Linked DNA regions of Homo sapiens: region 2 is linked to region 1. Evidence: chromatin contacts called from ENCODE Hi-C data. All regions are on one chromosome and are shown on one strand. Each heading gives the region's core, a stretch centred on a gene start or an enhancer-like site at or near the end of the contact. The rest is flanking DNA. Distances are from core to core; before and after follow the strand shown.

Evidence for each region. A loop is a pair of places that touch in the nucleus more often than their neighbours do.
Region 2: a loop to region 1 is called in a map of ascending aorta, with 2.2 times the contacts of the local background. The contact joins the promoter of TMEM178A here to the enhancer-like site in region 1. A Hi-C loop is called at or near these places in 1 of 168 maps with a recorded cell type or tissue (ascending aorta).

Annotation. Positions count from the first base shown.
Region 1 is chr2:39,715,949-39,721,219 of GRCh38, forward strand. TMEM178A (transmembrane protein 178A) reads left to right here. Exons shown (of 4, transcript NM_152390.3): 4 at 1,062-2,015. The coding sequence ends at 1,303. Among named protein-coding and RNA genes, the nearest start is that of TMEM178A, 53 kb to the left of the region's middle. RefSeq lists an enhancer at 5,073-5,271. Within about 2 kb of position 3,548, at least 5 of the 41 ENCODE cell types and tissues checked have a DNase peak (open chromatin) inside an H3K27ac peak, as active enhancers do; they include ascending aorta, where a contact is called at or near this core.
Region 2 is chr2:39,664,518-39,670,077 of GRCh38, forward strand. TMEM178A (transmembrane protein 178A) reads left to right here and starts at 1,400. Exons shown (of 4, transcript NM_152390.3): 1 at 1,400-1,857. The coding sequence starts at 1,458.

The sequences.
Region 1 (5,271 bases), core at 2,298-4,797:
CTCTTTTCAGTTTCAAAATCTGTGTCTCTGTTTCCAGTGGAGATGCTACGTGTATCCCTAAGGATGCCAAAGGAATTTTCCAGTCAATAAATGTTGTCTCTGTTGTATACAGGGATAAACCAGACTATGAAGAAGAGATGTGTAGGATTCAGAACAGAACTGGACATTCTGATACTTGATTGGGTGCCAGTTTCTGTTTTTATTACTCACCACACTCTGATCCTCTGCCTATCCAAAAGGAGCATCTTGAGGGTCCATTGCGGTGGAATAGAAGCACCTATATCCACATGAATTGAGTACTAAAAATCCTGTGTTTGGGGCTTATGAAGTATTTTTAAAATCAGTCCTGATTTTAGTGTTGCAGAAGGAAAATTACACACACATGGATTGGTCTAAAAAGCAAAGTTTTGGGTCTGTCCATGTTCCTTATGTCACTCCAATTGCCTCCATTTTGAATGGTTGAAATGGATGATCTCCTTGCTCAGCTATTTTACATCATATGGTATATGTAAGACTGTGCCTTAACAAAAAAGATTTAGCTACTTGTATGACTTCATCTAAAATATTATTTAAGGCAACATGATAAATATTTATGATAATGTTAATTGAAAAAGAAAGCAGATGTTGTATAACGATTACAACAGAATAACTGTATGAAATTAGGTGGAGAGCGAAGGAAAATGAAAACTATTTTGTGCTTGATTTGAGTGATTATAGAAGTTTTTCTCTTAAAAATAGAACTTTTATTGTTTTTAAGAATAAAAAAAGAATTCCAATATATATAACCATTTGAATTAGATAATTCTGAATAATTCAGGTTATCAGAATTTTCCTGTCTCTTTCACTCCTGCATCTCCATTCCCTAGTGTAGGGTCTGGCACACAGAAGTTTTGCCAATGTTTGTTATATGAATTAATTCAAGTAAAATAATTATGGATCATTTGTGAATTTGGAGTGACTGCCTCAGTGGTTGATCTGATTTTCATAAAGGCCTGTCTGGCATTTGTCTTGTAACAGGCAAACTGTAACTAATCATTCTGTTCTCTTTGTATTATTTATAGGGATATTTTGCACCATTTCCCTCTGTACTTATGCCGCCAGTATCTCGTATGATTTGAACCGGCTCCCAAAGCTAATTTATAGCCTGCCTGCTGATGTGGAACATGGTTACAGCTGGTCCATCTTTTGCGCCTGGTGCAGTTTAGGCTTTATTGTGGCAGCTGGAGGTCTCTGCATCGCTTATCCGTTTATTAGCCGGACCAAGATTGCACAGCTAAAGTCTGGCAGAGACTCCACGGTATGACTGTCCTCACTGGGCCTGTCCACAGTGCGAGCGACTCCTGAGGGGAACAGCGCGGAGTTCAGGAGTCCAAGCACAAAGCGGTCTTTTACATTCCAACCTGTTGCCTGCCAGCCCTTTCTGGATTACTGATAGAAAATCATGCAAAACCTCCCAACCTTTCTAAGGACAAGACTACTGTGGATTCAAGTGCTTTAATGACTATTTATGCGTTGACTGTGAGAATAGGGAGCAGTGCCATGGGACATTTCTAGGTGTAGAGAAAGAAGAAACTGCAATGGAAAAATTTGTATGATTTCCATTTATTTCAGAAAGTTTGTATGTAACAATTACCCGAGAGTCATTTCTACTTGCAAAAGGATTCGTAACAAAGCGAGTATAATTTTCTTGTCATTGTATCATGCTTGTTAAATTTTAATGCAGCATCTTCAGAACTTGTCCTGATGGTGTCTTATTGTGTCAGCACCAAATATTTGTGCATTATTTGTGGACGTTCCTTGTCACAGGAAGATTCTTCTTCTGTTGCCTTATTGTTTTTTTTTTTTTAAGTCTCTTCTCTGTCTTTGTACTGGAATCGAAATCATAAGATAAACAGATCAAACGTGCTTAAGAGCTAACTCGTGACACTATGCAGTATTGTTTGAAGACCTGTTGTTCAACCTCTGTCTCTTTATGTTAACTGGATTTCTGCATTAAATGACTGCCCCCTTGTTAATCTGGGTGTGTTTTCCTATGTCTTTTAGCTGTGTCAACAGGTCTCCCTAGCCATAAGGACAGAGGAAAACTCTGTTGTTTTAATAAGACTCTTATTAAGACTTAATAATTGCTTCATTTCAATTAGGTTGGGCATTATTATCTTTTGTAGCAACCACACACTTGCTATTGACAAAAGATGTCATTTTCAAACTTGTTTTTAAACCTTCCTATACTATTTACAATTTTCTTCTTCTCCTTCTCTTTTTCTCTCATTTTCCCCTCTCTCTTCCTCTTCCTCCCCTGTTTACCATCTGCCTGGTATGTATCCAGTCATAAGGATACATGGTCTCTGTTTTTGTTCTTGGACCTCCTAAAGCAGCGATTTTCAACCTTGGCTGCTCAGAGTCACCTGGTGAGGTCTTCAGCTGTACCTAAACAGGGCCTCACCCCAGACCAATTAACTCAGAATATCCACAGCTGGGCCTAGGCTTGAGCATTTTTGTAAAAACATCCCAGATGATTCTGATACACAGCTGTGATTGAGAGCCACTCATTTGGGCCAGAACCGTGGTTATCTCCTTAGCTACTAACAAAGCGAACTCACTTATTTAGCACTTACTATGTGCCAGTAACTGGGCTGTGGTGTTATTTCACTTAATCCTCTCCAAAGCTCTATGAGGTAAGTGCTGTTATTTTATGTTACTCATAAGCTGAGGATCAGACTCAAAACATTTGCTTCATTTTTTTTTCTCGATCCTTTTTCTCTGTGTGGGTTTGGGACAACAGTTAAAATTCTTCCGTTGTGTTTGCTTATCTTTCAGCGGAGGGTGGGGCACTCGCCGACTTCTAAGCTTTTCCTTTTAACTCCAACCCTTGTTCCCGATTCTACACACAATGTAGGATAAAGACAGCTTGTAAAATAGAAGACGCCATTCCAGAATATGCTGTTTCAGATTTTGATTTCATAAAAGATTCTTTTCTTTCTTCTTTATAAAAACTGATTTAGTCCTCATAAAAGGAAAATGATCATCTACTCCCAAAGGATAGAGTCTGATTTCCAAGTGATGGTGTCCACATATTGTCATGTAAGGGCCGAAAGGGGTTGGAGGATGCCGGCGACCACACCAGCTTTGGCTCCGTGGCTCCAGGCACAGCACAGGCTCATGAGTGTATTCACTGGCACTCTCTCAGGCCTTTTAATATACTGGTCCCTCTGGATGAGATCAGAGACGTATAGAAAGGGTCAATTATTTTCAAAGCAGGAGAGCTCTTTCTTTGAAGTCTTCTTTAAAGATCCCCATAGAAGATGTCAAGACTCTTGGACATTTATATTCCAACCAACAAAGCAGTGTCTGAGTGAGTAACTTTTGAAGTTTCAGAGAAGTTTCCTAGGGGTTTGAGGTGAGAGTGGAAGAAAGCCTCGCGGTAGCAGGAGGTTGAAGGGTTCACACACCAGAAAGATTTGCCTCGAAGCCAGGGGAGTTCACTTAGGATTCAAACGAGTGCTGGCAAGGACTGAGGCTCCCTGCCTTCCAGCCAAAGTGAGCTCGAAGCAACCAACGTGCCAGGCCAAGGTTCCTCGCTTTCTACTTACTGTCACGCAAGTGTGGGCAAATGTTGCCAGTGCTGGGCATTTGGCCCTGAGTCCTTGGGCTTCTCTTAGGAGTTTTTTCTTAACTGGCTTGTGAATGAAGAATGATTGAAATGATTGCACAGTACTGTGCAGGACAGAATAATTTATTGAAATCCTTTGTTCTATGTTCTCTCTGTCCCACACACCCCCCTTTTTAACAGACTTGTCCTTGGTTTATTTGCTGTATTAGAACCAGTGTTGTCCATTCTCGGGGAAGCCTCCCTCATCTTTCAAGGACTACCATGGACCCTCGATAATCGAGATTTCCCAGGATATGGGAAACCTCCACAGAACATAATAGCCCCCATAACATTTCTTATATAGTCAACAAATATTTACTGAATGGCTATTATGTGCTCACATTCTAGCACTTGGGAAACATTAATGAAGCAAAACAGACAAAGGTTTTTGCCCTGGTAAAGCTTATGTTCTAGAAAAATGCAGTGAAGGACATAGTGAAAAAAATTAAGCTTACTCTTTTTGGCCCTAAATTGTTTTGTAAGTCCAGGGTTAAAGTTATTCAATTACTAAAATAAGTTTCTTTTAAATTACATTCCCATTGGCTGTGCATTTCATACTTCACAACATTCTCATTATTTGAATCTAGCCCTGGCAAGTTAAAAAAATACTAACTTTTTGCAAGGGCCGGGTGGGGGGTGCCTCTTAAAGATTTCTTATTCGAAATTGAAGTCTGAGAATGACAAAAGTGTGCCCCCACAAGTGAGCTAGAGGGAATAAAAACCTGGGAACCCGGGACTCAGGTGAATGGGGGCCCACGAGCTCAAAATATACCACCTGATGGAGGCTGGTGCAGGTGGGATACTCACACTGCCTAGGCAACCACCCACTCCAGATCTTTGCTCAGGCTCTTTCCTCTGCTGGGGACACCCCCTCCTCTGCCTGGCTTATTCTGACTTTTCCTTGTGTCTCAGCTTCTACACAACACTCCCGGACACCTTCCTCAAACATGCTGCATTGCTTCAAATCCTTTCCTGACCAGTTACGCTCCGCACATGAATTGCCTGGCAACCCATAACCAGATCATAGACTCTTTCAAGGAGGAATCTGTGCCTTGTCCCGGTGCTCAGCCCACCCAGTGCCTGGTAGACCGTAGGTGCTCTTAAATCTTTGTGGAATCAATACATGGATTCAGAGTCATAGATAAACTCTTTTCTTCCCTGGACAGAGCTGACTCCCTTAGCACCAATTTTAGGGAGCCCATAAAAAATGTACAGTCGTGTGATGAGGCTAAATGGAAAGAGAATATAGCTTGGCAAGCAAGGAAACCTCATTAGAATAATTAAAGGGACTATTAACCCAAACCAACCTAGACGTAACTTAAAATGTGTTATGAACTACTGTGGAACATTTATTTGATGGCTCAAACATTAAGTTAGTAACCTCAATATGGTTCTACACCTCAATTTAAAGCGTTCTCATTTATGTGCATGTGTGTTTCAAATCCCTAATTGGAATTCTGAAAGGAATGCTTCAGAAATGACTTCCTTTGAATGCAAATAGCTATCCTGACGAAGAACACATTTAAATTGCATATGAATTTCTCTGGGGCCTTGCCCTTTGACTGGAAGAAGAGGAAGTTTTCTGTGCTGCATGCAGGACAACCACAAATGCTTGAAGATGC
Region 2 (5,560 bases), core at 150-2,649, 54 kb before region 1:
GCATTTTCATCCCTGGGCCAGTGCAGCATGGTTTTCTGTCTCTGACATGACCACAAGGGCATTGAGTGGCACGAGTGTATTGCACCTCTGTGGTATAGACTGACTATACCGCACAAGTGATTAACTCTTAGCACCCCGGGTCCTAGCGTTTCCTCATTTTAGAAAATGTGAATCTGCCTGCCATTCTTGGAAGTAACCTCTGTGACTGGAAGATGGAAGAACTGCCCCAGGCTCAGGTGTTGACTTTGGTGTGTAGCATTGCTTTGCTGTTGACCCCCACCCCCCAGCCCAAGAAGGAAACCTGCACAGGAGAAAATCATTACTTTGATTTATTACTGGGGGCTTGCTGTATGCAAAGGCAATAATCACCTCATGGAGCAGGTGCCACTGCCAGGGTTCATTGATTCCAGGCTCTTCTAGAAATTCCAGGAGGCCAGTCAGTCTGGCGGGAGATGGACGTAGTCAACGAAAAAAGAAGTCCATCTCATAGCAGGTTGAAATGAAGTGGGAGAAAAATCTCTGGTCATCGTTCTATCGCTCCACTGACACTCGGTGTCTTTTTCTTTCAGAAGAGGGGCTTGAGCAGAGAGAATGCTTAGAGGCTAAGCGATGGGCAAGTGAGAGGGAAAGAGCCGCGACAGATAGAGCTGGCTGCCTAGGGGTCTCAGAGGCTTCATCCTGCAGGCGGCAGGCGGCAGGACAAAGGGACCTTCGGACTCCAGATCAAGATTCCAAGGAGTTAAACGCTACCACGCAGCCCGACCTGGATGGGATTTGCTCCTGGGTACAAAACGGGACACTGATCAAAATCAACTTGGACAAGTGACAAGAGTGAGTCTTATGTCGGTGGATGTCTTTTAAGGTCGTTGGAGGGAAGAGGACGGGAGGGGTGTGCCGAGGGGTAGGTGGAGAGAGGCACCGAGTCCAGAGCCGGGATATAAATGCACCAGGAGCCGGGGAGCAGAGGAGCAAATGAGTGGGGGAAAGTGTGAGAGGAAGAGTTGGAGAAAAGTCGGGGGAAAGTAGGGACAGGGTTAAGGGGAGAGAGGAGGATGAGGGCGGCGAGGAGAGATTAAAAGGGGAAGGGGGGTCGCTGGAGAGGAGGGCGGACTGTGGATCGGAGGTAGGGAGAGGGGCGAGAGGAGTGCGCGGGGTGGGGGGCGCCGGGGCGAGGAGAGGGGGCTGGGGAAGAGGAGGGGGGCAAGAAAGCGAGAGCGGCGCGGGGGAGGGCTAGGAGCCCGGGGGCCGGGCCGGGGGCGGGCGGGCGGTGGGAGGCGAGATCAGGCCAGGGGAGAGGGAGCGAGCCGGGCCGGGCTCGCAGGGCGAGGAGGCCGTAGGAGGGAGGTGGGGGGCAGGTGGGGGGAAGAGGGAGGGAGCGGGCGGAGAGCTGGGGCCAAGTGCATTGTGTCTGGCGGCGGCGCGCGAGCCCACCGGCGGCTGCGGCGGGGCGGGAAGCCATGGAGCCGCGGGCGCTCGTCACGGCGCTCAGCCTCGGCCTCAGCCTGTGCTCCCTGGGGCTGCTCGTCACGGCCATCTTCACCGACCACTGGTACGAGACCGACCCCCGGCGCCACAAGGAGAGCTGCGAGCGCAGCCGCGCGGGCGCCGACCCCCCGGACCAGAAGAACCGCCTGATGCCGCTGTCGCACCTGCCGCTGCGGGACTCGCCCCCGCTGGGGCGCCGGCTGCTCCCGGGCGGCCCGGGGCGCGCCGACCCCGAGTCCTGGCGCTCGCTCCTGGGGCTCGGCGGGCTGGACGCCGAGTGCGGCCGGCCCCTCTTCGCCACCTACTCGGGCCTCTGGAGGAAGTGCTACTTCCTGGGCATCGACCGGGACATCGACACCCTCATCCTGAAAGGTGAGCGGCGGGCGCACCCCGCGTCCCCGGCGCCCGCGCGTGGAGCGCAGCCCGCGGCTTCCCAGGGGCGCGCCGGTCCCCGCAGCCCCCTCCCAGCCGCGGCCCCGCGCCTGGGCATTCTTGCATCCTTCCCGCCGCCTCCAGTCTTTATCTCTTCCCTTTCTTTCCCCACTGCCTCCCTTCTTCTCCCTCTCCTTGACTCTCTTCTTTCGTCCACATCCTGCGCGTCCTTTCAAGTCCGTGCCGCACCTCCCGCCTCTGTCTCCTTCTTTCCTGCCTTCGCCTCCCATTCCCCGGTTCTCTCTCTCTCCCCGTCCTTCTCTGCCTTTGTACACCTGCCTGACATGTGTGTCTTTTCTTGACGCTGCTCCCCGTGAGGGGGACTAACCGTCAAAGACTCGACTTTTCTCACCCGGGCTCCTTCCTTCAAGTTGTGCTCCTTTTGGAAATACCGTTTGGAAGAAAAGTGGTGCCGACCTCCGAAGAGAGGGAAGGGGCTTTGCCTGTATTGTGCGGATGCTGGTGTCAGACGGAACTGATGTGGTCATCCCAGCCTGGCAGGGCTGATGGGCAGCGAAGGAGGCCCCGGAACCTTCCTTCATACCCCTGAAGTGCAGGGTGTGTGTGGATTAGACTTCAGAGACCAATCGTTGGCTGGTGGAGGCTGGTGGAGGCTGCCCGAGGCAGATAGGACACCTGCTTTCCAACCTTCCTGAGGACCCCATACCCCCACCCTCCTCGCTGTCCAGGCACTGAGGAGAGAAAATGTCCTCGCCCTTTAAACTAGAGCTTTCCAGATTTGGGCACTCACTCTCTGCTTATCACTCTGTCTTCTGTTCGTGGTACCTTGTCAGGTTGTTTTTGTTGTTTGTTTTGTTTGGCACTGAGTTGCAGAGCATCAATTTGTTCTTCTGAAATCTGTGCAACACCTGTCTTCTGTGAATGCTATCAGATAGTTTGATTTTTTTTTTTTTTTTGGTAATCCCATTCACGTAAAAATATTCAGTGTGACAACTTGTGAAGCTTCCTTTAACTTTCAGAACTTGACTCAATGTATTTTTTTCCCCTTTGAGATTAAAAAAAAAAATCAACATCTCTTCTCTTGGACTCATGATGCCAAAAAAGAAAAAGTCCAAAATCAGTACATTTTAATATTTAGTAGCCATGTAGGAAAACAAACAGACGGATTTGTGTTGAGTTACAGCCTGGAATGGAATGACATAGAAAAGAGGGGGTTAATAATGTGTTGGCCTTCAGAGTCTTGCTAGTTGGCGGATTCTTCATTTCTCAAACATGTCAACTTCCTCCTTCCCATGGCTAACTCAGCTGGGGACTGCCATCCAAAATCTGTCTGCGTGTGGAAGGACTCCAGCACTTTTAGGGGAACCAGATACAGTAAAATCTTTTGGGAAGTGCACCATTTTCTTTTCTCTCCTAACTTGCATCCAAATCTGATTTCTCCTCATGAAGATGCTGCATAATTAATTCTGATAGTAGCATAGTACATGAACAAACTGTAAAAGCTGAATGTGGAGGCTCAGTTATGGAGTGCTCATTTAGGCAAGGCAATTTTGAAAGCTAAGCAGTGTAGTCTGTCTTTGGAAATGACAGAACTGCATTTCCTTACACTTTCTATGCTTAGAGTATTTGATTGCATGTAAATTGGATATAGAGCAATGCCTGAAACAGCAGGGCAGAGTCAAACCTACAGTAGAAGAGGGGACCCCCACAGGATATTGCACAATGCCTCTGCAAATGCCCTGGCTAACTGAGGTGCCAGTTCCAGGGCAGTCCAGGGTCAAATAATAGAGGTGGAAGGACTTTAGAGGTCATTGAAGTTGAACATCTACTGGTTGTTCAAATTCCCTTCTACAATCTTTCTGACAAATGGTTGTCTAGCCCAGTACTTCCGTAAGACGGAACTCATATACTCGTTAAAAGAACTAGATTTTCCCAGTCACGAATGCCTATTTTTAGATGAAAACAATCTCAGCTTTATAATATTGATGGTGTTTAGCTAATCTTTTGTGTAGAACACTGAAGAGTTCTAGGTTGTGAACAGAAGATATGGGCCCCATTGCTGGCTCTGTTGCTAAATTGCAGTGTGTTCTCCAAGTATCAAGACCTTCTTCGCCTTCGGTTTCCTTGTCTGTGGTATTATTAGGAGGGATGACTATTCTTTAGAGAAATTTCTAGTTCACATATCTGTCATTGTTATAATTAATAACAATGTAAATTTAGCTTCTTGCAAAGTTAATGAGCCAACGCTATTAAGCAATGAGGAGTTTGGAGGAAAGAACAGGCATTGGTAGATTATAGGATCATAATTTGTTGTTTGGGAGATGTCCAGAAATGCCTTGTAATGTTGCTACTAACCAACCTTGGGCTAGTTACATAATTCTTCTAGATCTCAGTTTCATCATCTGTGAAATGTATGGGTGACAAGAGCAGCTTTAAAATTCTGAGTCTATGAATAATTTGAGAAAAGAAAATGTCACCAACATTTTCCTGGCTCAAAGATGATTTTGGCACCCATATTAGGCAAACATTATCACCTTTGTTTTGGCATCTGACATTAGTGGCTGTGGTATGAATTTCTTAAATGAGCCATTTATAAAACTAGAAATTAACACTGTATCTAATTTTAAAATTTGAGCAACTAGAGTCCCAAGTTCCATTCTTTCTTCTATGAGTTACCTTGTTTATGAGTCTTAGCATCGTTTAGAAATTTTAATGGTAGGAAATGAAAAGTTTATTCAGATGGGAGAGTGGGGAGGGGTGGAAAAAGGGCTCAAGAACTGTCTGGCATGCTTAGTGAGCTTCTGAGAGGCAAAGATGTCAGCATTTTCTTCTCTGGACCTAGAGGGCAAAGCTAGGAGTTGAATGAGGAGTGCAGGGAAGAAAATGTAGAGTTGATAATATGGAAAACATTCTCATAATAGGAATTATTTACATTTCCTATTACTGGAGGCAAGACAAGAGAGATATATTTCTGAGAGATGTACAGGGGATAGAAACATGCAATGTGGGCAATAAGAGATTAATTTAGAAATATGCAAGGCTCTATAATATTAGTCTACTTAAGAGAAATCACTGGAGCTAGAAAAGCATTTATCTCAATGGGACAAGTATTTGGGAGAATCATCAAGTTCTTGTTTTCACACTCTTATTATGATACAAGTTCACTTCTATCTAGCCCAGAGCCTGGAATGGTCTAGGCTTGACGTTTAGCCAGAACCTTCAGAAAGAATGGAGGTAAAGTTATTGATACGCTCATTAAGAACCAAGACTAGAACCCTTTGCTATTCTACCAGACTGACAAATAAAACAAAATATTTGCCAGCATAGTTTAAACATAGTTATTTTTCTAGCAGCAAGTTCTCTTAATAGCACTATATTGACCAATCCACATTTCACTATCTTGTTCACTGGGATAACATGATAACTTATCAAATGCTTTAGAGATATTACATTCATACTGTATTTCCATACTTACTGTCCAATTCAGTAAATGCCCATTAGAAGCTTATTATGTGCAAGGTAATGTTAGAAGATTTTGGCTAAACATGTGGGGGTTCTTTTGTGTTTGAGTTGGTCAGTTGACTCTAAATTAGTCTTCCTTATATGCCATTCTTGCAGCACTGGCTAACTTTTGATGCTGAGGAAGCTTTGCTGATCCAAGTAAGGACTGACTTGGAAAAGT